2 separate regions of the Mus musculus genome follow, and region 1 is linked to region 2. Evidence: chromatin loops called from intact Hi-C (ENCODE). Cell type or tissue: gastrocnemius. All regions are shown on one strand. Each heading gives the region's core, and the rest is flanking DNA. Links, peaks and the distances in the headings are about the cores only.

Evidence for each region. Peaks named below come from ENCODE experiments on the same cell type or tissue, not always from the same donor. Only the 100,000 strongest peaks of a DNase experiment are listed, where the experiment ranks them.
Region 1: a loop joins it to region 2, with 4 times the contacts of the local background. A loop is called at or near these places in 2 of 42 quality-filtered maps.

The regions. Positions count from the first base shown.
Region 1 is chr16:25,530,480-25,543,547 of GRCm38, forward strand. No RefSeq gene overlaps it. Among named protein-coding and RNA genes, the nearest start is that of Trp63, 150 kb to the right of the region's middle. In gastrocnemius, for the core only: a CTCF peak has its summit at 6,380; a DNase peak (open chromatin) is centred at 2,934; H3K27ac peaks cover 710 bases.
Region 2 is chr16:25,673,894-25,686,871 of GRCm38, forward strand. Trp63 (transformation related protein 63) reads left to right here and starts at 9,872. Exons shown (of 14, transcript NM_001127259.1): 1 at 9,872-10,458. The coding sequence starts at 10,397. In gastrocnemius, for the core only: no CTCF peak of the experiment used is centred there; a DNase peak (open chromatin) is centred at 8,852; H3K4me3 peaks cover 3,600 bases; H3K27ac peaks cover 5,091 bases.

The DNA.
Region 1 (13,068 bases), core at 2,814-10,813, 150 kb before region 2:
TGAAATTTCTACTTTGGTAGAAACTGCTTTCTTTCTCTGAATTGCATTTTTTTTTCTAAAACTCCACCTAGGTATGGAATTTTCACATTGCCATGAACCAGTTTTACTATGAAAGTTAGTCAAGTGTAGCCATGCTATAGATAGCAGTTGCTTAGATGAAATCAAAGAAGGAAACCTACCTACAACATCTAAGGTAGCTGTGGAATTCTGTCTTTCTCCACTATGACTGATTTTATTTGAGATGTTCCTCTGTCATGTCACTGTACCCACGTTGCTATTGAGGTTTGTGTGTGTGTGTGTGTGTGTGTGTGTGTGTGTGTTGCACTCCCCAGTGGTACACATTGACAGGCAAGCCAGCATGAGAAATATAATACCAGAAATGTGCTTCCACACATGAATGCGAAACTTAAAAGGAGCTTGACAGAGCTGCTTCGCCACTGATCGGCCCATTTTCTCTCAAACTGGCTGAGTGTTGTTGATACTTTTCGTTTCGGTGTATCTCAGTTGCCTCTTATCCACCAATGATGAAGTCCTCGAGCAAAGGAGAGTCCTCATTTCTGAGAGTCTACCAGAAGTATAGAACTGATCAAATTAGGTAATATAATATGAGTGCCTTACCCTAGGAGGAAACTACAATAGCCTGTGGTGATCAGAAAATGAACAGATATGTAGCCTAGTCAATATGTAATGGGAGAGCTCTCATTTAAGTTGTATTGGTGAAAATGGAGTTATGTTTGAATGAAACATGGAGAACTAGGATAGCAGCACTAAGTTATCAAGGTTTGAAAGGCATGTGTGTATGTGGGGGCAGGTTTGCATAAATAACATAGTCCACAAAGTGGGAAAACAATATACCCAGGCTGGTTGATGAAGTCAGATTACAGAGCGCCTTGGGCCCCGGTGTTTAAACAGAGAGACGGGTGAGAGGCAACAAGAGCCAGAGTGTGTCTGAACTTCAGGAATGTCAAGTGAATAGAAAGGAGCACAAGCCTATGAAATAGTCCAGAGAGTAGATAATAAAGGATGCCAGGTATTGTGGAACACACTTTTAATCCCAGCATTTAGGAGGTAAAAGCATTTGGAACTGAAGGTCTACCTTACATATACAGTGAGTTCAAGGTCAGCCTAAGCTCCACAAGAGCCTGTTTCTTCCCAAGTCAATGAAAAAATGTTAATGTCTATGTCCAAGTACATGATATAATTTACTTAGAGATATAAATTTCATTGGGTTATATCTACCACAGGAGCAGGATGTCTCAGACTTTGTCATTGATCAGCTGTAGGAGTCATGAAGGGAAAACAGGATGATAGAGTCAAGTTATAAAGGCATGTAGCCTGACTTAGAAAGCCACAGAGGTCATTGTGATCTGAGGTGTGGGTCTAGTTGACCTTCATGGATACAGCTGAGAGTTAATTAAACTAGCAAGACACGAGCTGCAACTCCAACTCTGTGTTTTCTTTCTGAGTTGATGATTCACTGTTGCTATTGAGAGGTGAGTTGGGCCATGGGTGAACAGGAGCAGTCGGCAGTGAAGACTGAAGGGCAAAGAAGCAGGAAGATTTCCTTGAACTCTGCTTGCACTGAAAACCCTGAGCAGAAGCCCAAACTTGTGGCTTTCTTGGATCTCTTCAGATCAGAGAGCTGCCCATTCCAAAGCCACAGCACTTCTTTTGCGTCTCAGTTACACCACAGGCATCTGACTCATAGGATAGTCAGCCATAGAGGTCAGTCCTGCCTTAAAGCAAGTCTGGAGTGGAGCACTCCTCGGCTTCAGTTTACCTTCTGTTTAAATAGGTCTTGGTCATGGCACTGTTACATTGAAAGGGTGGGCTTATCTTTGTGTTGTATATAATCAATCCTTTATGAACTATAAACCCATAGATCATTATTGCCCTTATTGTAGAGAGTGCAAAGAATAAGTGTATATAAGGGAACAGGTCCCTCAAAAAGAAGAACCGTTCTCAGAACGAGCCGAACGAAGCTTTTAGAGGTTACAGACACAGTGTCCAGGTCAAACCTCCGACTTCCTATTAAGCCTTTATTCCTTTTTACCATCCAAATTAATTACTTCCTTACGCTTCATATTTTAAACAACCTCAAAAATGATATACTATCTGGTAGAGGAAGGTCCTATTTCTTTCCTTTCAGTTTTAAATCCAGGTTTAAAGACCCTTTGGAAAACTTGGCAGCCACTTTGGAAATGGGCGTGAGCTTACAGGACAGCATCAAGGCTGAATTCAGTACAAGAGCACTGAGCTGTTTCATTTGCTGAAGCTTCTGGTAGGTGTTCTAAGAGATCAAGTGTTAAATCAGGGGGTCCCTGTCTGCTGGCACTGCCCAGTTCCAGACAGGGAAAAAGACAGTCAAACAACTAGGGCAAAACCAAATGAGATTAAGAAGACATTTTCGGCTTCATTCACTTTCTGGATGAATAAAATACTGGGCCTCCAGAGTTTGGCAGCCCTCATGACATGTTAGGAGAGAAGAAAAGAGAGCTACTTCTAAATGGGCCATTTCCCCATAGTGCCAGTGAGCTTAGAAACTTTACAAAGAAAAATGGGACAAGTCTTTCTCACTCTCATTAAGCACCCTCAAACACCAGTAGCCTTAACAGGAGACTCCAGGAGAGGCAGATGGAAGTGCCCTGACCCAGCACACTCAGGACAAGAAACTGCAGGGATTGGGGGTCATTGCCAAGTGGTGAGATGAACCTGATAGGGTTCCTAAATAACAGCATGCCCTCAGCTGCAGGCCTGACTTCATGCTATTCCAGTCGTGTGACCTGTCTCCTCCAGGGATCTAAGATAACACTTATCACAGCCGGCTTTGGGATCCGGTTGCTTGAATGTGTCCCTGCTTTCAGCACTGAATATGAGAGCAATGACCATGACTTACTCAACTCTGTGCCCCAGAACACTTGGCATCAGCCCTGGTCCTCGGCAGATGCCCAGAAAGTGTGCAGAGCTGGTTGGAATTTTGGCAGGGCTTCCTGCTTCTCATGGGTAAACCCCATGGGTCTTCTTGTCTGATTTGCAAAGGATAAAACATTTCATTTATTAGAAAACTGGGATCTGATTTTTGAGACCCTGATTCTAAAAGAAAATAGAACTGGATTTTCCTTTCCATACAACCCTGTCCACAGGACCCTGACAAGTCTATTTCCATTCCATGCTCAGTTTTCTATGGGTGGTTAGAGAGATTAATATATAAGAATCTCTCAGTTCTAGACCTTTCTTTATATTATTTTGCATTGTAAGTTCAAAATTAAAACCCCACTACCCAATTTTCCTTTCTTCCCTCTGATCCTTGACATGATGGCATTATATCATGTTCTAAATTTATACAGAATTATTAAAAAGATATCATAGTGGAAAAGAGCAAGCCTGACACTGTTGTCATCATCCCTTCACGGGTTGCCACCTTCCAACCACTGGATAAAGCGTCTTTTATAAGTAGCAGGACATTTTTTTTTCTCCCAATCCATTGAAATATTTTTAAGACTTAAAGCTTTTAACTACTGTGTTCTGGGACAGTTTCACACAAGTACATATGTGTACTGGCTTCTGTCATCTTTTATTCTTTCCCATCTCTTTTCTTCCTTTATCTACTTCTGATCTTCTCTAGAAATCTATATTTTTTACATCTATGTCTATTTATCTTGTTTCGTGACTCACTGAATTTAAGCATGGATTTCTGTGTCACCATGTGCATGCAGATGTCTTTGGGAGCTGGGGCGGGGCCTAGGGGCTGGCTCAAGTGGGTCCATTTTGCCTGGCTATTTGGTTTCGAAATTTACAGGTTCACAGAGGTGTAAGACAAATGTTGGTTTCTTTCCTCCAGCAACTGCAGAGTATGAAAAGTAGACAGCAAGGAGAAAGCATCCAATCCAGCCTCAGCTTCTTTTCTTTACTACAACTGAGATGTCTGGTGTCTTCAGGAACAAGCTATTATCCTCAAGTTCTGGTGGGCCACCAAGAGGCCAACAGTATAATGGAATTATCATTATATATATATTTCCATATGAGCACAAGAGCTTGTATTTACATTTCCATATGAGCACAAGAGCTTGTATTTATATTTTTGATGGTCAGAGAAAAAATGTCAACTTAAGGATGTTAGGAAATTCTTAAACTATCTCAGAAAGAAGCTGTGTAGAGGCAAATACCAATTTAGACTAATACTATTTATTTACTCTCCCTGGGAAATATGACTAATAACACTTTATAACATTTACAGAAAATGAAAATGGAAAACAGAAAACAATTGAAATTTTCAGAGCTAAACAAACGTAAAAAAAATGTCATACTATGAAATAACTATGAAATGAAACTACTGAGAGAACCCTGCTATAAAAGATGAAATGGACATGTGTTTATCTCATTGATTAAAGACTTAGTCTTATTTGGGCACATCGCTTTACCACATTGCACAGCTAGACTTAATTAATAGTCACATTATTAAGTTGTGCATCTCATCAGTTCAGTCAGGTTTAGCCACTTGAAGGATTAGAGCCACTAGGATACAAAAGACAATTTACATACTATTCCTTGCTTAGTCATTGATTATTAAATCAACACGACTTTGTAAGTGGTGGTCTTCACAAATGTCATTAAAACCTGTGTGTTCTCATGTATGGTGTGAAAAGATTGAAAAAAATCTGTTACAATTCAACCTGCAAATATTATCAGAAACAATCATCACATGAAAACATTTTGAGCATTATTACTCCTGCACTAATACATCATATGACATAGTAATGTTTTGGAAATACGTGAATATACTATCTCTTTTAGACTTATCTATAGCTGAATTTCACCTACTCAGCCCAGGGCATCAGAGACAGGAACCACAACTGTGACTGTTCTAATAGGAATGCAGAAAGAAAGTTAATTTTGATTCTGATGAGCAAAACTGGCACTTTATGGTCACAGGAAGATAATCAAATTAAAATAAGACTGGTTAACAAAGAGACAAGGGCCCTCAATTCTCCCATCCTCTGATTTAACAATGTCTGACTGATTTGGCTGTAGCATTTTGTAAAAAGTGAACACTGACCTCCCAGGAAGAGAAGGAGGGCAGAGCCTACTTTGTCCAGCTCATTAACTGTGAGATGGAGAACAGGTGAGATCAGATATCAAACTTTACTTCCTCATCTTGGAGACTCACTGTTCTTTTTCCATGAGGGGAGACAAAGAGATTACTCTACAACTATTTAGCTAAGCATGGGGACACCCAAAAACAAACAAGATAGCAGCCTGTTCTCAAACTTATAGCATTCAGGAGCCCAAAGTCCTGGAAAACTCGTACCCAATGCTGCCTCCAAGACTGGACCCAAGCACGGAGGACATGATGGCCTAGCAGAAAAATGCACCACAAGTGATACCCAGAGCCATCGCCTTCTTGCTTATGATGCAACAATTGGCCAATATGAAAACCATAAATACTGCAGTGTGGAAGTGCTGCTTTATTTACCCCTCTTGTCTCCATTAATACTTTTCAAAGTGTTTATTTTTTTTAAATCAGTATGCTCAGCATTAAGTTTTATTATGGTTCCTTAAAAAATGATTTCTGTTGACTAAATGTAAACTGTTAAGCCTTTAAAATTGATTATAAAATACAAATATAGAGAAATATTTTTTCTACTTTGATATACATAAATTACTTTAATTTGAGAATGAATTTTTAAGTTTGGAAAGTCGATTTTGAATATATTACTTTTGGTACCTCAATATCTTTCATTAGTACATAAAAATTCAAGTTATAGTTATCATTACTTTCTCAAAATTGTACTGATTGAACTCAAATGACCACTCTAGAATAGCACAGCCATTTTCCCTTGTTATGTTGTATATGAAACGAATATCAGGAATAAAAGAAAAACAGTTTTTAAATGAGAGAAAAGACCACAAGGAGATCTTTACCAAAGTTCTAAAGTGATTATGCTACTTGGTTAAAAAAAAAAAAAAAATATATATATATATATATATATATATATATATAAATTTCTTTTTCCTTTTCTATTTTACAATGTGAATGCTGAGATGGCATACTTTTATAAGAAGATCCAGCAACAGAAGAGCTTGGAACTTGCTCTGGAGGCCACAGAAGCCAGTTTGGCTTTACCCGGGCTTAGTGCCTGCCTTGTGCCCCACCCACACCTGTCAAAGCATCAGCTGGGCAGGATGCTCCGCTTCCTTACCCTCTGCACACAGCCAAGGTAGCACTGACAAATGAGGTCAGGCTCAGTGATTGAAGTGAGTGAAGCATTTTATATTTATATCCATGGACACACACACTTCGGTGTATGTTCCAGTGACATCAAGGGACTTTCCACAGCCGTGAGTATCCTGTGTCTACCATGAGGTAACTCTGTCTGGCCCGGAGAGCTCTCTGAACAAACCAGCAGGGGAAGTGCTAGATCCCTGGATGTATAGCGCCATGCTCATGAACACTAACACCATTCTCTATTATGTACTATTTGGTTCATACAAAAGTAATATATATAGGGATTTTAGCAGAGAGTTTTGTTTTGTTTTGTTTTGTTGTCTGTGTAACTGCTGGCTCCAAGTTTGAAGACAAATCAAATATATATATTTCAAGCTTGTCATTTATGAATGCTTATCCAAATTAATTTAACTATTGGGACTATACATACAATGTCAATAAAGCATCCAGAGAAAAGTCTGATACATAATCGCTGTTCAACACATACTGGTTTTCTTTGATGTTATACATGGAAACAAGGCATTGTTCCATGTGGAAAAGCAAACAGAGCCAATAGATGAAGACAGATGCTATAAAATACCAAAACTTAACAATTTAGAATGCATTGTGTAAACACATAGTATTGCATCACCTTGGGTTTCAGATAACAGAATCATGAGAAACTATTAACTCTGCTACCTTCCATTTGAAGGCTAATAATAAAATTTAAGTTAAGTGGGTATGAAGGCATTTGATGGAAATCTTGCTGCACAATTTTGAGAGATAGATACATATATTGCATGTTTGTGCATGCACACACATTGTGTGTGTGTGTGTGTGTGTTTGTGTGTGTGTGTGCAGGGAGATAAACCTTTGTGTTCCCAGGAGCAAAAGAAAGTTGGGCCAATTCAGGGCCTGAGGGAACTATACATGTCCTCTCCTGCTTTTGGAGGACAATGTCTACATCACACACTGGTTTTTGCCTTAGTTTATGTCATTTAGTACAAAGAAAGGGTTCCTCCAAATTACAGAAACACCTTGGTTGCTATGGAACAGACTGTCTGTCTGCCCAGCAGACATTGAAACACACTTTGTCAGCAGGATGCACTTCTTGATCTAAAGAATGGAAAAGCACTCAGGGAAGGTGGCACCCTTTGAGAGTCTCAGAGAATGGCAAGATTTACACTATGCAGACAGGTACACATGGACATGAACACGCCATCTGCCTGCCTCCCCCCCCCCCCCATATACACTTGTGGCTTAGAATGGCTGGTATCCCTGATATTCAGGCCAATGGAAGTGATCCCTTGCTTCCTACATGTTGACAAAATTTTCAAATAAAGCTTCAGGATTAGATTCAAATGCAAAATTTATTTGACATTTAAATGAATAGCAGAGTTTGTTATGTGGCCTTGAGCATACTGCTAAACTTCTCTGCATCTCTGTTTCCGTACAATATTATAGTGTGTTAATAATATAGATACTACCTAATAAGTAGGAATATTGTTATCCATAACAGTGCAAAATTGCCACACCAATTTTGATTGTAAGTATAAGTAGTATGTAAATGGTTACTAATAAGCATCATTTCCAAAGTTTGCATTTAAAAACCAGTATTACAATAAGTAGAACAATGAAAATATATAGTAGTATTCTACACTAAGAAAAAACAATTGTTCAGTTAAAAGATTTAAGGTAAACATGGTAATGTGTAAAAGATTCCTTATGCATTTAATTATGCATACACACTCTCCTTTCTTAATTAACTCATTTGAAAGTCTATTTGAATAACTACAGAACTACAATGTTTCCAAAGGTTGAACTTCCTATATGTGAAGCAAAAGCAACAAAGATTGATCTTGAAAGCACAAGGAGACATGCTACACAAATATTCAGTTTTCTCTTCAATAGCCCTCCTAAAATGTGCATTTGTTATAGAACCCTGACATATAGGAAATGGTTTACTAATCACCAAGAACATGCTATGCATAGTTAGCAAAAATTGACATATAGCTGTACTTTTTTCCCAAACATATTTTTAGAATAAGTAAACTATTGCAATCACATCTGAAGTTCTCTTTGTCAGTGTTGGTTGCTACAATGAACGACCATCATTTATGTATCCAGTAAAACAACAAACACTAGATCCTCACTTTCCAAGAGGCTCTACAGAAACGTAGTTTCATGGTGCTAACAACACCAAGTTTTGGTGATGGCCATTTCCCATTGGAGAGAGCCAAATTCTCCCTTTCACCCCACTGGTGCAAAAGTGCTAACCAGTCTTCTGCTTTCCTCCCAGAATGATGCTAAGCTTATCCTTGAAGGTTCCAGCCTTATAATCCTGTTGCCTCCAAAAGGTCTCACCTTCTTTTTTTAAGTGAATATTTTATTTATTGACATTGAAATGTTATCTCCTTTTCCTATTTCCCCCGCTGAACCCCCCATCCCATTCCCACTCCTTCTGCTTCTATGAGGGTGTGTCCCACACACTCACCCACTCCCACCACCCCACCCAAGCATCCCCCTACAATGGGGCATCCAACCATCACAGGACCAAAGGCCTCTTTTCCAGTTGATGCCCGATAAGGCCATCCTCTGCTACATATATGGCTGGAGCCATGGGTCCCTCCATGTGTACTCCTTGATTGGTGTTTTAGACCCTGGGAGCTCTGGTTGATTGATATTGTTGTTCTTCCTATGGTGTTGCAAACCCCTTCAGCTCCTTCAGTCCTTTCTCTAACTCCTTCATTGGGGATCAGTTCAATGGTTGGCTGTGAGCATTCACCTCTATATGTCAGGCCCTGGAAGAGACTTTCATGAGACAGGTGTATGCATGCCCTTCTTGGCATCCACAATAGTGTCTGTGTTTGGTGACTATATATGGGATGAAACCCTAGGTGGTGCAGTCTCTGGATGCCCTTTCCTTTAGTCTCCGCTCCACACTTTTTCTGTGTATTTGCTCTCATGAGTATTTTGTTACCCCTTCTAAGAAGGACCAAGCACCCACACTTTGGTGTTCCTTCTTCTTGAGCTTCATGTGGTCTGTGAATTGTATCTTGGGAATTCTGAGCTTTGGGGCTAAAATCCATTTCCAGTTACACTGAAACTAATAGAAGAGAAAATGGGGAAATGTGGGAAGCCACATGTGCTGTTGCAGAGTGGCACGACTACTGCTGGCCACCACGCATAAGTTTGGACAAACAACCAAGGTGTACATATGCAGTAAAGTTTTTTGCAAAGACACTGCCTGGCCCAGGCATGATAATGAGGCTTTGAGAGTATAACCAATCAGATGTGAGACATGCAAATGAGGTATGATAATGAGGCTCTGTGAGGTACAGAGAGAGAGTAGCCAATCAGATGAGGAACATGCAAATGAGGCGTAGTGCATAACCAATCCGGGTGTGAGACACGCCTCTCCTAGGCCTATATAAGCAGCACCAGTTTTGGGCTCGGGGTCTCTTCGCCTCTGCAATCAAGCTCTCCCAATAAACGTGTGCAAAAGGATCCTGTTGCAGCGTCGTTACTGCTGGCCAGTCCTGCGCACGCAAGAGGGAAAAGCCTCAAATACATGGGCACAGGGGAAAAGTTATTGAACAGAATACCAATGTGTAGCCTCCCCCAACCTTGAGCAGGCTAACTCAGACCTATTCTGCCTCTGTGAATGAGACCACCTAGGGTGGAGTCTTCCATTCTATTGTTCTGTCACCTGCAGTGTTCTTCTCCAAGATGCTGCTACTTGCTGAGAGACTGAACCTGCCTTCCTGAGATATTCCTGAGATAGCTGAAAGCCTGGCGACTGACAACTTACTGCCAACAAGTGCTGTCAGACTATTGCTAACAGGCTGGCAACAAGGCATCAAGAATGGATCAGTAAGAGGTGGGCTTTCACCCTTTATAAACACAGACTTTTAGTAAACATTGGGCTTTGATCAGAATTTTGTCTTGGCCTCATTTCTTCTCTTGCCATTTCCTCACTTACAGTTCCAGCCTTCTACCCAGGAACCCATTTCATGTGGCCGAGGATGGCTACACCAATGGCTTATGTTCTAAGATCAAGAATTGACAAATGGGACCTCATAAAATCGCAAAGCTTCTGTAAGGCAAAGGACACTGTCAATAGGACAAAATGGCAACCAACAGATTGGGAAAAGATCTTTACCTATCCTACATCTGATGGAGGGCTAATATCCAATATATACAAAGAACTCAAGAAGTTAGACTCCAGAAAACAAATAACCCTATTTAAAAATGGGGTATAGAGCTAAACAAAGAATTTTCATGAGGAAACTTGAATGGTCAAGGAGCACCTATGTTCAACATCCTTAGTCATCAGGGAAATGCAAATCAAAACAACACTGAGATTCTACCTCACACCAGTCAGAATGGCGAAAATAAAAAACTCAGGTGAGAATATATGCTGGTGAGGATGTGGAGAAAGAAGCCTCACCTTCTAATACCACTGCACAAGTCTAATAGGTGAATTTAGGGGAGAACCACCAGGGCATGGAGGAGATCTTTCTAAGTTTTACCTTCTGGTGTGTGTGTGTGTGTGTGTGTGTGTGTGTGTGGTAGCATTCTAACCCTAAGAAAACATGATTATTACCTTAAAAGTTATTACTACATTACCTCTATCATCTATCTATCTATCTATCTATCTATCTATCTATCTATCTATCTATCGATATATCGATTTGTTGATCGATGGATCTATAATGACCTATATAGGATAATAAACACATCTATTTGAATAATGACAGAGCTATAATATTTACACACACACACCCCTTATCTAGTGTTTGTGTTACTTGGGGTATGAAGTAAACTTTATGATGTACAGTCCTCCAAGCACAGTGGCCTAAAGCAGGCAGGGATGTAGGCTCCTGTGGAGAGGGAGGTTCAGGGTAGGCAGTCAGCTCCTATGCTGTGAGCTTCCGAGATCTTACACTTTCCATAGGTAACAGTTTTCTGAAATAAGAGTCAGGGCTCTTGGAATTCTTATTAATTTTCCAGGTGTCTTCAACAACCTTACTTTTCTTGCATGGAAGATACATAAAGGAAATTTTCTTCTTGTTTTTCCGTAAAAACAACACTACTGTAGATTAAATGCAGAGATATGAGGCTCTACCTATCTCAAATAAAATCAGACATTAAAAATATGTACCCAAAATTATGACAGTATTGCTTATTCACTTGATTTTGTTTTAAGATTTTTAGCAAAAAGACCATTTTAATGTAAATATAGATTTTTTCAAGTAAAAAAATACAGATTGAGAATACATCCATATTAAAGTAAAACGTACCCCAATGAAGGAAAGATAAATCTCTGAGAAAGGCTAGTATTCCAATGCCAAGTGTATGTCCATAAAAACTGTACAATACACACATGCCTTCGGACTGATTTCTTGTGAATGGTGCTATTTCTAGGCCCATTCCTGCAAATACCACATTATCATTCAAAGTGGACCCAATTTTCAAGGTTCACACATAAACACACATATACCTATTTGATATTTTAGTTCCACAAGTCTATTTCATGATTTGTTGATATATACCTATTTAATGGATAGATTTACCGGTTTACAGTTAGTCATACTTGAGAGAAAATATGTAATACCTATCCTACTTCATATCTACTTTAGCAGCATGGGATGTTTCTCTAAAGAACTGAAATAAATTTTAAGACAGGCATGATCTCAACATTATTAAGTAAGCCTGGTTAAATTGTCATGCAAGGTGTGATGTTGATTTGCCAACTCATGTGGAATGAGAATCTCTTCATCCTTGCTGCCTCCTTTTATATGTCTAAAACTTGTTGGTGTTGTTGACATGATGGTAGAGAAATTCCGCATGCTTATTAATTTGCAACTCTTTATTTTCATAAATAAGAATAGCTGGAAATAAGTTCAATGCCATTTTTAAAATGCTTGAGAATTGAGATTACACAACTGGAATAGCTTTTTTTCACAGTGAAGTCTAGGGAGCTTTAGCAGATCATTAATCAATAAAATCTGACTCAGCCATCATTCTCCTGTATCATGCTAGCATGTTGTTTGATCTTTCTCAGGTCAATCATCAAATGACTGCCACTTACTCACTTACAAGTGCACTACAAAGAGTCTTTCCTCCTGAACCCTTTTTTTTAGAGAAAAAGGAGACTGAAGATAGAGTTTGTCACTAACTTTTCTTTTTTTACAATATTTAGCTTTTTAAAGACCCACTTTCATATGTCTCACTTGTTGGAGTAGCTTGTAGTTTTCATATAAAACATTTTTTATTTATTTTCATTATTTTACAACTTTACACATGAAATATGTTTATCATTTTATCAATCCTATAAAAAACAAAGAGTTGCATCTTATCACTACCATTTACCTGCGTTTGGATGACTCCTGGCTACTAGCAATGAACTCAAATGATATAGCTTGCACTGAGCCTAATCTCTAAAAGGGCAAACTGTAGCTATCTCCATTGTGGTAACATCTTATCCCTTCCATTCTGCCAGGCACAAGACTAGGGAAGAGTGTCTTTCATCCAACAAATTGAAGCTATGATTCTGTAGCTCATGCTATGTGTCAGGCAGGTTTTAATGCCTATCATTCCATGTCCTAACCAAAAAGTGAAGTCTATTCTTCACTTAGTATAATCAAATCATCAACATTTGATCCATAATGTATTTGACTTTATGGCTTTACTCCTAATGTTGAGCTCATTCTTTTGTCATGGATTCCTACCTGTGGTATTTTAAGTATACTAATAGGAGGTGTGGCCTTGTTGGAGTAGGTGTGGCCTTGTTGGAGGAAGTGTGCCTCTGTTGGGGTTGGCTTTGAGACCCTTCTTCTAGCTGCTTAGAAGACAGTCTT
Region 2 (12,978 bases), core at 4,979-12,978:
AAAAAAGACCCAGTAAGGAGTCATTGCATGGGCTATCCCTGTAAGGATTCCGAGAATCATTTCCATCCCACATAAGTGTTTTATCAGTCCTTCCACCTTCGTGTGTTTGAACAGTGTGCACAGCCCAATTTCAAAATCAGCAGAGTTAACATTCTTGACTCTCAGCCCAAATGTGGGTGCACACCATGAGCTCATGCCTTCTTTTGGAGGCTGGTATTTGTGGGGCTTAGGGTGTTGTAGGATCTGTGGATCAGAAAAAGACATGTGCTAGCCCCATTTATGAGGACTCTAAGATGTAAAATGTATGTGGAAGCATTTGGAACCCTGCCAGGGGTATGGCAGTGTGGTGGTGATGTTAGCGAAGCAGCTGTACTTTGAGTTCAGATTCCGGTTCCATTACTATCTGGAGAAACAGAATAATTAGCGCACACTCCCCAGCTTCCCCCCTCCCACACACACACACTTTTCAAATGGTGAAAGTATCACCAGTGGTTCTTAGCATTCCCTTAAAATAGACAGTGAACATAAAGTATTTAGTAAAATACACTGGGTTTGTTTACCTTTATGTTGCAAGTATAGAAGGACAGTGTATACTATCAAGAATATTTTTCATGAGCATGTAAGTAATACTGTTTTCCAGAGTGGATGGTCTCGAGTCTGGGTCGATTATAGGCAAGGATGACTAGTGATGATTAGAGGATATGATTTTGAGACTGATTCCTACTCTGATTCTTGGTTTTCTCAAGTGACACGGAGTTCATGTTCCCACTTGTCTCTGCTTCAACTTCGCTAAAACATCACAAGGCTGAAATAAGCCCACATCCTAGAGGGTGTCCTAGAAAATGTAAACTACCATAGAAAGTTTTATCATTTTAAAATTATTCTACTTTCTGGAGATTTTTTTTTTGTCTCCTTATGTTACTTTTCTCTAAATTCCTTTAAACTTTGAATACAAGTAATTTTTAAAAATAGGAATTTAGAAATGTTTCTTGTCCTTTGTTTATTTTTATTTATTTATTTTATTTACTTATATTCAAAATGTTTCTCTGCACCCCAGTCCCCACTGCCAACCTTCTTTTTTTTAACTTTTTAAGAACTTTTTTATTAGATATTTTCTTTATTTACATTTGAAATGCTATTCCTTTCCTAGTTCCCCCCCCCCTGAAAATCCCCTATCCTCTCCCCCCTCCCCCTGCTCCTCAACCCACGCACTCCTGCTTCCTGTCCCAGGCATTCCCCTATACTGGGGCATAGAACCTTCACAGGACCAAGGACTTCTCCTCCCATTGATGATGGACTAGGCCATCCTCAGCTACATATGCAGCTAGAGCCATGAGTCTCTCCTTGTGTTTTCTTTGATTGGTGGTTTAGTCCCAGGGAGCTTTGGGGTTACTGGTTAGTTCATATGTTGTTCCTACTAGGGGGCTGCAAATACTCCCAACCTTCTTATCCCATCCTCCTCCCCTTTGCTTCTGAGAGGCTGCCCTTCCCTGCCCCCATCTGTCTTCTTTAGGCCATCAAGTCTCTATAGGATTAGGTAAATTCTCTCCCACTGGGGCCAGTCTGCTATGTATGTGGAGGGGAGGTGGCTCTAAGACCAGCCCCTGCATGCTCTTTTGTTCCTGTATTAGTCTCTGGAAGTTCCCCAGAGTCCAGTTTAATTGACATTGTTAGTCTTCCTGTGGGGTTGGCATCCCCTTCAGCTCCTTCAATCCTTCCCCTGACTCTTCCATAGGGCGTCCCAATCTTAGTTCAATGGCTGGCTGTAAGTATGTATATCTGTCTCAGTCAGCTGCTGGTGAAGCTTCTCAGAGGACAGCCATGCTAGGCTCCTGTCTGTAAGCACAACATAGTATCAGTAACAGTGTCAGGGTTTGGTGCCCACCTGTGGGATAGGTCCCAAGTTAGCCTGGTCACTGGTGGGCCATTGCTTCAGTCTCTGCTCCATTTTTGTCCTTGCACTTCTTTTACACAGAAGCAATTCTGGGTCAAAAAATTTCAAGGTAAGTTGGTGTCCCCATTCCTCTACTGGGGGTCCTGTCTAAGTGCTGGAGGTGAGCTATTCAGGCTCCATTTCTGCACTGTTGGGCATTGAGACTAAGGTCACCCACGTTGAGTTCTGGGAGCCTCTCACATCCCAGGCCTCTAGGACTTTCGAGAGGTTCCCCTGACCTCCAAACCCTAACCCTGGCAGCTTCATGTTTCCATTCATCCTGAAGCTCTGGCCTTCTCACCTGTCTGCCCCATATCTGATCCTGCCCCATATCTGATCTGCCCATATCTCACCTGTCTGCCCCATATCTGATCCTGCCCCCCTTTCTCCTGCCCCTCTCCTCTCCCACTCGCATCCTTCCCTTGATTATTTCCCCCCTTTTAAGTGGGATTGAAACATCCTTATATGAGCTTTCCTTCTTGTTTAACTTCTTATGGTTTGTGGGTTGTATCCTGGTTATTCTGTACTTTTTGGCTAATATCCACTTATCAGTGAGTACATACCATGCATGCCCTTTTGGGTCTGGGTTACCTTACTCGGGATGACACTTTCTAACTCCATCCATTTGCCTACCGAATTCAGGATGTCCTCATTTTTAATACCTAAATAGTATTCCATCATGTAAATGAACCACATTTACTGTATCCATTTTTCAGTTGAGGGCCATCAAGGTAGCTTCCAGTTTCTGGCTATTATAAATAAGGCTCCTATGAACATAGTGGAGCACACATCCTTGTGGTAGGTAAACTATATTTTGAGTATATATATGTCCAGGAGCGGTATGGCAAGGTCTTCATGTAGAACTATTTCCAATTTTGTGAGGAACCACTAGATTGATTTCCAGAGTGATCATAGCAGTTTACAATCCCACCAGCAAAGGAGAAGTGTTCTTTCTCTACATCCTCGCCAGCATGTGTTGTCACTAGAGTTTTATTTCATATTTTAGCCATTCTGATTGGTGTAAGGTGTAATTTCTGGGTTGTTTTGATTTACACTTTCCTGATAACTAAGCATGTTTGAGATTCCTCTGTTGAGAATTCTGTTTATCTGTGTATCTCATTTTATAATTGGGTTGTTTGGTTCACTGGAATCTAACTTCTTGAGTTCTTTATATATTTTGGATACTAGCCTTCTATCAGATGCAAGGCTAGTGAAGATCTTTTTTCCAATCTGTACATTGATGTTTGGTCCTACTGACTATGTCCTTTGCCTTCCAGAAGTTTTCCAGTTTCAAGAGGTCCTGTTTATCAATTTTTTTTTTATCTTAGAACCTCAGTTGTTGATGTTCTGTTCAAGACTTGTCCTTTTTTGACAGTTGTCTCTATAGATACATACTGTTTTTCAGGACTCCATATACTAGAGACATAATATTGCCACAGGCTTTGTAATACTCAGATCTTAGCTCATACCTATCTTTCTTCTGGGCAGAAATCCTAGCCTTTATGAGTCCACCCAAGAACAATCCTGAAGCATCAGGTACAAATGAATGTCTATCTGGCGTGAGGACTTGCTCCAGTGGTCTCTTGCTCTCACAAAGACAATGAACAATTCTGCATTCTCTTCCTACCAACAGCGGAGCTTCATGGATGCTAGCAAACACCTTCTTACCTCATAAGTACTAATCAGGCACCGTTTGCCCCAGACCAAAATTCCAGCAGGCAAATTGGCCATCATTCACTCAGAGGGCTGTGCCATAGCTATTTCTCCTTATTCACTCACTTTTAATGACTTATTGATTTTTAATTCATGTGCATTCCTATTTTGCCTACATGTATGTGTGTATGTGGGCACTGGATCCCTTAGAACTGGAGCTACAGACAATTGTGAGCTATCATATGGATGCTAGAACTGAATCTTCCGGAAGAGCACCCAAGTGATCTTAATCACTTCACTGAGCCATTTCTGTCTGGCCCTTTTCAGTTTTTCTTTTTCTTTCATGAACATCTATTAGAAAATACATTGCAAGGGAGATATAACACAAGTGCAGTGACAAAGACAGGAGCACTACAACATGTGGATAGTTTATATGTAAATGGGCCATGGAGGACACCAACGTATAAAGGTATTCCATTCCATTCCTTTGACTACAAAGCTTAAGCTCTATAAAGGGAAAGAAAGTCATTCTCCAGTGCTCTGGGAAGTACAAGGGTTAGAGACAAGGGTTGGCTCTTAGTGATCTGGCTGCTCTTAGCAGCTCCCAGCACACTGATGCACACATAAAGGAGACCCTCAAGAAATATTTATCCTGGTGGTATGAACTGGCTGTTAAATAGATGAGCACCCAATCTGAGGGAGGCACATAAGAACCCCACTGAAATTCATGTCATATCATGACATCATCCATGGTTAGTGATATACAGTGAGCAAACTGATAAGCATGTTAGACACAGAAACTAGAAGTTCAGATCCTTACAGTAGGAATGATACTTTCAAAGTCTTTTCAGCAGATTCTGTGTATGTGTACTTGTATATGTGTGTATACATGTGTGCACATGTGTGTGGAGGCTCAGGTGGCACTTCTCAGGTACTGTCTACTCCCCACCCCACTCCCCTTTTTAGAGTGGATCTCTAGCCTGGAGCTCACCCAGTAAACTAGGCTGGCTACCAGTGAGTCCTACAAATCATCTTGTCCCCAGATCCTTAGCATTGGGGTTACAAATGTCTACATTCATGCTCAAATCTGGGTTCTGAAGACCAAACTCAGGACTTCATAACTGCTAAGCAAACAGTTCACTACCTGACTGAGACATCCCCATATCCTGCAGGCAGGTTTGCCTAACCTAGCACATGTTATATTTAGCAAAAGCCTAATATATTACTTTGATACAAAATCTTGTAAAAACCCACTCAGTAGATCACAAATTCAAGACACATACAGACATGCATGTTGAATATTTCAGAAGAAATACTCTCTGATTTTCTTTTATGTTTCTTACCTATGCTGCTTATGTGGACTATTGATTTAAGCACTTACCTATGCATATTTTTAATTTTTCAAATACTACATACAAAATTATATAGACTGTTTACTGCCTTAATTGTTTTTCCATGTACAGTTCAGTCAAGCTAAATATAGATACAGTATCATATAACCAATCACAAGATTTTCATCTTGCAAAACTGAAACCTAATACATGTTAAACAACCACTTCCAACCCCCGCCCCCCCCCCCCCCCAGATTCTGGTAGCACCATAAATGTATTTTTGCAATCTCTAAGTATTTTATAAGCTCCATTTTCTAAGGCAGTGATGTTAAATAACTAGATATACACATGGGTCAAACATCTAAATAGACTATTCAGAAATTAATAGCCATAGTGTCTTGGACTCCTCAAGTTGAAAAGAAGCTCTCATAGGCTTTTCTTCTATTGTGTCAACTGGAAATTCAGCAGACAACCCTAATGTTTGTGGCTCCTCACAGGTTTGTGTACCTATGTCACCCAAAATTAAGATAATCTCTATTCTACATGTTCTTCTCAAAACAACTATATCATGTATAGTATATGCATAATTGTTTATTGATATTATACATACATATATTATATATACACTGAATATACAGTATATGTATTGTATATATATATGTGTGTGTAAATATTTATACATATATATGGTAATAGAAAACAATTTGAGTTTTAAGTAAATATTGAAGTCACTGATTTTCCTGTACTATCTTGTACTCCTGATTAAGTAGCCCACCGATATTTCCCCACCAATTCCTAAAGTGAACATCAGCCTGAGCCTACAGTGAATCCACACAGGGGGACCTTGTTCAGCACTCATTCATTACACCAGGATGAACTGCACTACTTTAAATATCACAAGCAACACTGAAAACTGCTTGAATGGGTCTTTTTGACCCCAATCTAAAATTCACCCTCTTCAAATTGCCATTGTGTGAATCTTCAAAACCCATCTCCTGGCCTTTCTCAGGACCACAAGTTGGGAGAGAGAGGATGATGTGGAAACAAAGTAGAAAGGGACAACAATGTAAAACGATGAGAATTCAAATATTTCACAAGTATATACTGCATAGAAGTATATGACATTATAAACAACCTATAGAAGAACTTCCTGACATCTTGGAAGTTACTGTGAAAATTTTAAAATGATCTGCTTCTCAGAGCTTTAAATTTGGAGAAAATTCACTGGAGGGATTTTAAAAGCCACACAATTCACAATGAATGTGATGTATTGAGCCCCATTTTCATACCGTTTCTGCCAAAATCAAGTAACTGAATCTACTCAGGAGAAAATATCCACCAAAAACTAAACTAAGCAACTGGCCTGCCATCTTTCCAAATAACCGTGTCGCGAAGCAGCTGAAGAACCTGTTCCCAATGAGAAAATGACTAAACAGGGAAATGTGTGAATCAGGATTTTCTGTCACTATACAGGCATAATTGGCAAAACAGGCAACTTGAAATGGACGCAGAGTAGATATTTTGTGGATGTGCATTTTGTGGTTTCTATGGTTGAAGCGTGATTATGTAAGAGATTGCTTCCTTTAGGAAACACAGAGAAATGTATAGAGGAAAGGCACATCTTGTTTTGGATCTAACAGATGCTTCCGGAAAAACAAATCTGGGCAGTACCAAATAAGGACTTCCTGTGTTTCCTTATTTATCTCCCACTCACGTGGACTTTGAGCAAAGGACTGGTGGGAGTGAAAAGCGTCCCCCACACAGCTGTTCGGGTATGTCTGGAAGAGAAGCCCACCCACATTGCTTTTGGACACTGGGTGTGACTTCGAGGGTATCAGGTTTGTCTGTTAGGGAACCTGCCAACCTTGTCCCTGCCTAACTAGCTTCTGTGTTTCCTTACATGCTCCTGAATCAAAACTCCCCCATTCATTGGGACAAACCCCTGAACCCCTTTTTTTTTCTCTTCTGAATAGACTCTGGTCATTAGTTTAGCTATAAATGTTTCCATGTGATGGATTGCAAGGCCTGCAAGAAGCTCAAGGTCAGATCAAGAGACCATAGCTAAGTCTGCAATGTATATGCTTCTTCAGGAAACTATCACTCCCTCACTACCAGTACATGAATTCTAGTTCTCCCTTCACCCTACCTAGATGTCAGCACCTTTTGCTCTATACTTCTTATAATTATTACAGTCTGACATCTAGGTAGAATAAAAGTAGAGCCAGAATTGATGTATACTGATAGTACGACCCTCTTCCAAGGCAAACTTCAGTTTCATCCTTGATGAATAGAGATTGTAGTCAAAATGAGTTCAGTGCTGAAGAATGTTAAATTCAACTATTCCTTTTTAGTGTGCAATATTTGGTACATTTACTACCTTATATTCTAGAAGGTTCCATTTTGGTTTGAATAGTCGGGAGTGGTATAAGCCATATTGAGCCAGACAAGATGGGGCCTATGGTCCAGTTGCCCTGAACTCAGCTTCTCTGATAAATAGTGACCAAAGTCACAAACTGTAATGGCTGGAGGAACACACAGGTCATGAACTGTTCATAGTAACATCTGTTTTACATCACCCTACACTTCCTGTTCTCTCCTTGAATGGTAGAATTATTTTCCTATCCAAAGCAGGAAAATAATGATAAAAGTTTGCAGCCTAGACCAGAAAGTGCATAAATGATAGCAGTTGTGTGATGCATGTTGCAGATTTCAGGGAGAATTTCTGTGCTGAATACTTGAGTTAGGCTAAGCATGTTGACTGCTCGAAGTGGAGAAGGAAGGCATATTTCTTCCTGGGACATTATGCCAAGAGCTCTACATACTAAACATTATTGTTTCTCTGTTGTCCTACTTCCTGCTTCCTACAATGCAAGTGTGTTCACAAGCATCCTTTAGATGTGTAGGTTGGAAAGGTATAGTCGTCGCCATTCATTTTCCCAGGTCATGGATGCTCATGTGCTCTAATGTGTTTGTCATCCTGAGGAGCTTGCTTTTCTCCTTTAAGTCAAGTTAACTCTGTTTATTAACTAAGTAGTGGGAACCAATATCATTCATAATTAATCTATTGCCACCTAATAATCTGCCTTCTGTACTATATATATGTGTATATATATATATATAATTTTCTATAACAACTGCTGATATAATGGCATATGCTCTAAATTATTTTAAACTTAAACCTTTTAAATTAAATTCTAAAACTTGTAAGTGAAAATATGTATGAAGAGTACTTGAAGACTGGTTATGTGGAAGTCCATGACGTTGAACCATGATATAAATTACTTTGACAAGTTCTTTCTTCTTTTCAGCAAGCACTTAATTATAAATACAAGGCGAAAGGTGAGCTCAGAACTTACCACTTCAGATCTGGTACTTGGGCCAGCCATCCTGGCAGAGTCATCCCAGGGTTAGAAATGGAATCTCAAACCCCACCCTGGAAATAACCAACCAGATTTTGCATGGACAAGAATTTCAAGTGACTCGCGGGTTTATTAAAATTTAAGACAGTCTCCACTAGAAATCCTAGTCCTAGTCTTTCTTAATTTTTCACGATTGAGGACTGAACGCAGGGCAGGGCCTTTTCCACACTAAACATGTGCTTTGGCATTAACTCTATTACCCCCTCCCATTCTTGTGTTCTGGGGGACAGCTTAAGCTGCCTTTGGCTAGGAGATCATTCTTTCTATGCCTTCAGAGATTCATCTCACAACTAAGAGTAGACAGGCCCTGTGTGATGAAACTCCCCCAAGTCCATGGCCATAGGAAATTGATTATTCTCAATTTAAGAACTTTATAATCAGGTCATCTGTATTTGCTCAGAGGAAGAAAGCCAAACACTTGATTCCAATGAGCAAATCTATAATTAATTAGTGAAACGATCTTTGCTCAAGTTTAACATTTTTTTTTAGAGCAAGCTGTCAGATTTGGCTGGAGCGCAGGCCGGCATGTGTGTGAGTTTCACAATTCACAGATGTTAGACACGCTCAGTCTGAGTTAAGAAAGAGAATGTCAAGTTTTAAATAGCTTCTCCCTGGCTGGAACAACAAATAAAACATCTTTATGAACACATTTTGAAGCAGAATTTCTTACAGGAAAATGTCAGATTTCTCTTCAGCTTGTCTCACAACTTTGACATTTTCTGATGTCACTAGTTTGCAGGTGTCTATGGCTGTGGCATGAATGGAGATATGTACGTAACATGTCAGTGACACTTGGGCACACAGCTCTAGTTCCCTCTTGGACTCTATTCTAATTTAGCTTCTGAATCATATTTCATTCAATTTCTAAATCCACAGAACCAGGATTGGTTTACAGCCTACATTCAGAAAGGAAACAAATTCATTATCATGGAGACTTTGCCTGATAATATATAATTCTTTACAATATAAAGAATGTCAGATTTTATAGTAAAGTAGGTAGAAGGAGACTAAAAAAAGTTAAAAGTGAGGCATAATAGAATGAGACAGAATGATAAGAGTTTGAAATAAACTTTATTTTTCCCCATTGACAGGCCATCTAAAATAATTCTAAATAAATATGAAAACAATAAAACAATTAGGAAACATTGTAAAAGAATATTAACTCCTATTTTTATATCACATAAAAATCCTATTACTTATATCTGTATGGTTAAAAAAAATCACTGCAGGCTATTTTCTTTTATTTGGGACAGAAACTATTTCTAAATACATATACATGATCTCTCTCTCTCTCTCTCTCTCTCTCTCTCTCTCTCTCTCTCTCTCTCTCTCTCTCTCTCTCTCTCTCTCTCTCTCTCTCTCTCTCTCGTTGAAATGAAGAGTGAGTTCTAGGTTAAATATAATCAAGGAATTTCCCTGTCTTTGCTATTTGAGATTGTGACCACAACAGGCGGTTGGCTGAAAGGGAGGCAGAAGGGGGTGGGGGTGGGGCAGGGAGAAGCCGAGAAAAAAAAAAGTCTCCTAAGCGTCTCTGCAAAACATTGTAGCCACAGCAGAACTGACAGGAGCTCTCAAATCAAGTCAGAATACAGATACAAGGAGATGTTATTCAGTTGGAGCAAGGGGGACATTTATTAGCTCAGTGACAAGTCCTGGCTTCTGTGATTAAACTCTGATGCCATTCATACCAGCACCCAATCCCAAGCAAGATCAGAAGTTCAGAGATGCCTACAAATTGCCAACAAGTGTGGCCACTCTACGTCAAGGGCTCTAAAACTGTGGCAGAGAGGAAGAACAGCTTTACAGGGGGTGCCCAGCTGGTAAGAATTGACGGTTTATGATGCTCTGGTTACTTGAAGACTCTCATTGGCTGAAAGGAAGAAACGCCCCGCCTCTTTGCAAATCTGAGTAAAGGGGGGAAGTGTCTAAACTTCTATGTCTGATGGCATTTGACCCTATTGCTTTCAGCCTCCTGGCTACATACCTAGATATTCTCAGGTGTATATGTATATTTTATAGAATTGCTTCCCATCTGTTGGTATCAAAGAGAGTTGAAGGAAATGAATTTTGAAACTTCACGGTGTGCCACCCTACAGTACTGCCCCGACCCTTACATCCAGCGGTGAGTTTAAATCTGACCTGGCGTCTGTCAAAACTGAACTGGTGTGCCTGGTGTATTCTGAGTGTTTCTGCTGTGTACTGAAGAAGCCCTCCTTGTTTAGCGAGCATAATAATACTACTTTGGACTTTGTATGGACTTAAAGTGGTTTGTAGATATCTTTTCTACAGTTATCTTATACTTTATTTCTTGAGTTACTAAGTGACAAAGTTTGAAGACATCCATGTTTTTAAATTTGTCACACTATTGTACTCTATAAGGAGAGAGAGTGGGGGAGAGAGAGAGAGAGAGAGAGAGAGAGAGAGAGAGAGAGAGCATGTAGCTCGGGTAGAAGATGTGGGAGGGTCAGGGAGATGTTGGAGGTTGGAGGAGGGGGATGAGATTATCAAAGAATTAATTAAAATATTACTTAAGATTGTCACACCATTTTAAAATGTTAAAAAATTTTAAAATGTACCACGTGCCATGCTCAGTCCCACCCACCAAAGAAAAAGAAATTTCATTGGACAGGGATATAATAATCTATTGGGCAATTTTCAAGTCAAAATAAACATTGGAAATTTTGATTTTTGTCTTAAAACTAAATAGCCATTGTTATGTGAAGCAGATTGTGGCTTGTCATTTTAGCTCTAAAGAATATTTTCTCTTTGATTTGTTTCAAAACAAACATCATCTTTTGACAAATATGACTTCCTAAAACCTGTGATGAAACTGAATTTTGTTTGTGTTTGTAGAAAAATATTTACCTTGCACTGAGAAGGAGTATTAGCAAGAGTTCACAATAGTGTGCCTCTGTCGGGGGAAGAGACTGTTTCAAATTAGAGTTTGCTATTTTTAAACTGGTAAATGAAATCCGAAGAGCGTTTCCCGTGTAAAGTTATGGGAGACATTCACACCATACAAAGCACTGTGATGTTGTTAATTTAACGGCATGAGATTTGAATCTGGAATTTGGTACTTTGTAAGACTTAGGAAAACGGCATGGTTAGAAAGGGGTTAAAGTGACACTTGCCACCTGTGCCTACTGGAGGCTCACACTAGAATCTGAGCCCTGGCTCTGGGCAGGACTAGGTTACCATAGCATTGCCTTGGATTGTGAAAGGCTATTTATTTTCACCAGTATAATTCACTCTCTTGTTGGCCTGACTCTTCCTCTTCCTGTGAGGTTTCTGGTGGGAAAAACAGACGAGGAAAGATACATGAAATGGAGAATACAGAAAGAGAAGACAGACTACAAATTCAAAGGAGAGCAACCCAACCAGATTGCTAATATCTCCCAGGTTGAAATGTGAAATGTGAATGGTTTCTTAACTCATTCGTCCGTTGTTTTCTCTACAAGTGTCTGTCTTAGGAAAAAAACAAATGGACCCTATCTTCTTAGATGACCTAAACAAGAAATTTAGTTGGAGCTGGGGACAGGAATGACAGACAATAAAGCCCAAGTATTGAGATCTCAAAGACCTTCCTGCAATCACCAGCTTCAGAATCAACATTTCTAAGAACCCAGCTGTGACTCAGCAGCAGCCCTTACCATGTCTCCTCCTGGCCCTCTCCTGAGGACTGCATTGGATTCACAGCAGCATTACAGATTCCTAGCTTATGGACTAGTGCGCTCCTTCCCTCCTATACACATCCATCTGCAGGCATTTCTGGTGGTGGATCACACACACACATGTGTATGTATGTGTGTGTGTGTGTGCGTGTGTGTGCGTGTGTGTGTGTGTATGATTTATAAATTATATACATTTATAAATAAATATATATATATAATATATAAATTGAAATGATTTTAAATTTTAGAGTGCCTTTATTTCAGTAGTCTTCCCAACTTGGGAGAAGGCACAAGAATAAGTACAGAGCTGTGAGACTGGTTTAACATGGTCTTGGAAGATTGATAAAAAATATTTTCTTTAGCCTAAACTGTCTCCTCACTTACAATAAAAATGTAACCATAAAACAGCCCAGAAAGATGGAAGTGCGGATACGAACCCTCCTTTGGAAAGGTGCATGCGTACAAAAGTTCATGAGAATGAGAATATGGTGGCTCATGGCTTGTATTCCCAGTGCTCAAGAGGCTGAGGCAGGAGGATTGCAAATTCTGGGCCAGTTAAAGAGATCCTGTCTGAAAAGAAAAACTATCCATTGTCATCATTATTGACATCTGATTATCAAACTTACATATTTGATGACTCAATGACTCCTTAGGCATTTAAACTTTTATATAGATTAGCTTCCCACAGGTTACTATTACTTCTTCTTAGAGAATCAATAAGGAAGTGAAATATTACTGGGGAGAGAGGAATTGGAAGAGGGGAAAATATGATCAAAATATATTGCATGAATATGTTTCTTCAATAAAAAAAGAAAACCGTATATGAGCACATGGAACCCAGCACTGTTCTCTCTGCTGTCCAATGGGTGAATACTGTGAGTTGATTTTTTTCTAAGCAGACAACGCTGGTAGTTCTCAGTTTACAAAATCTATTTTAAGAAAGACCAAATTTAATCATTCCATAATCATAG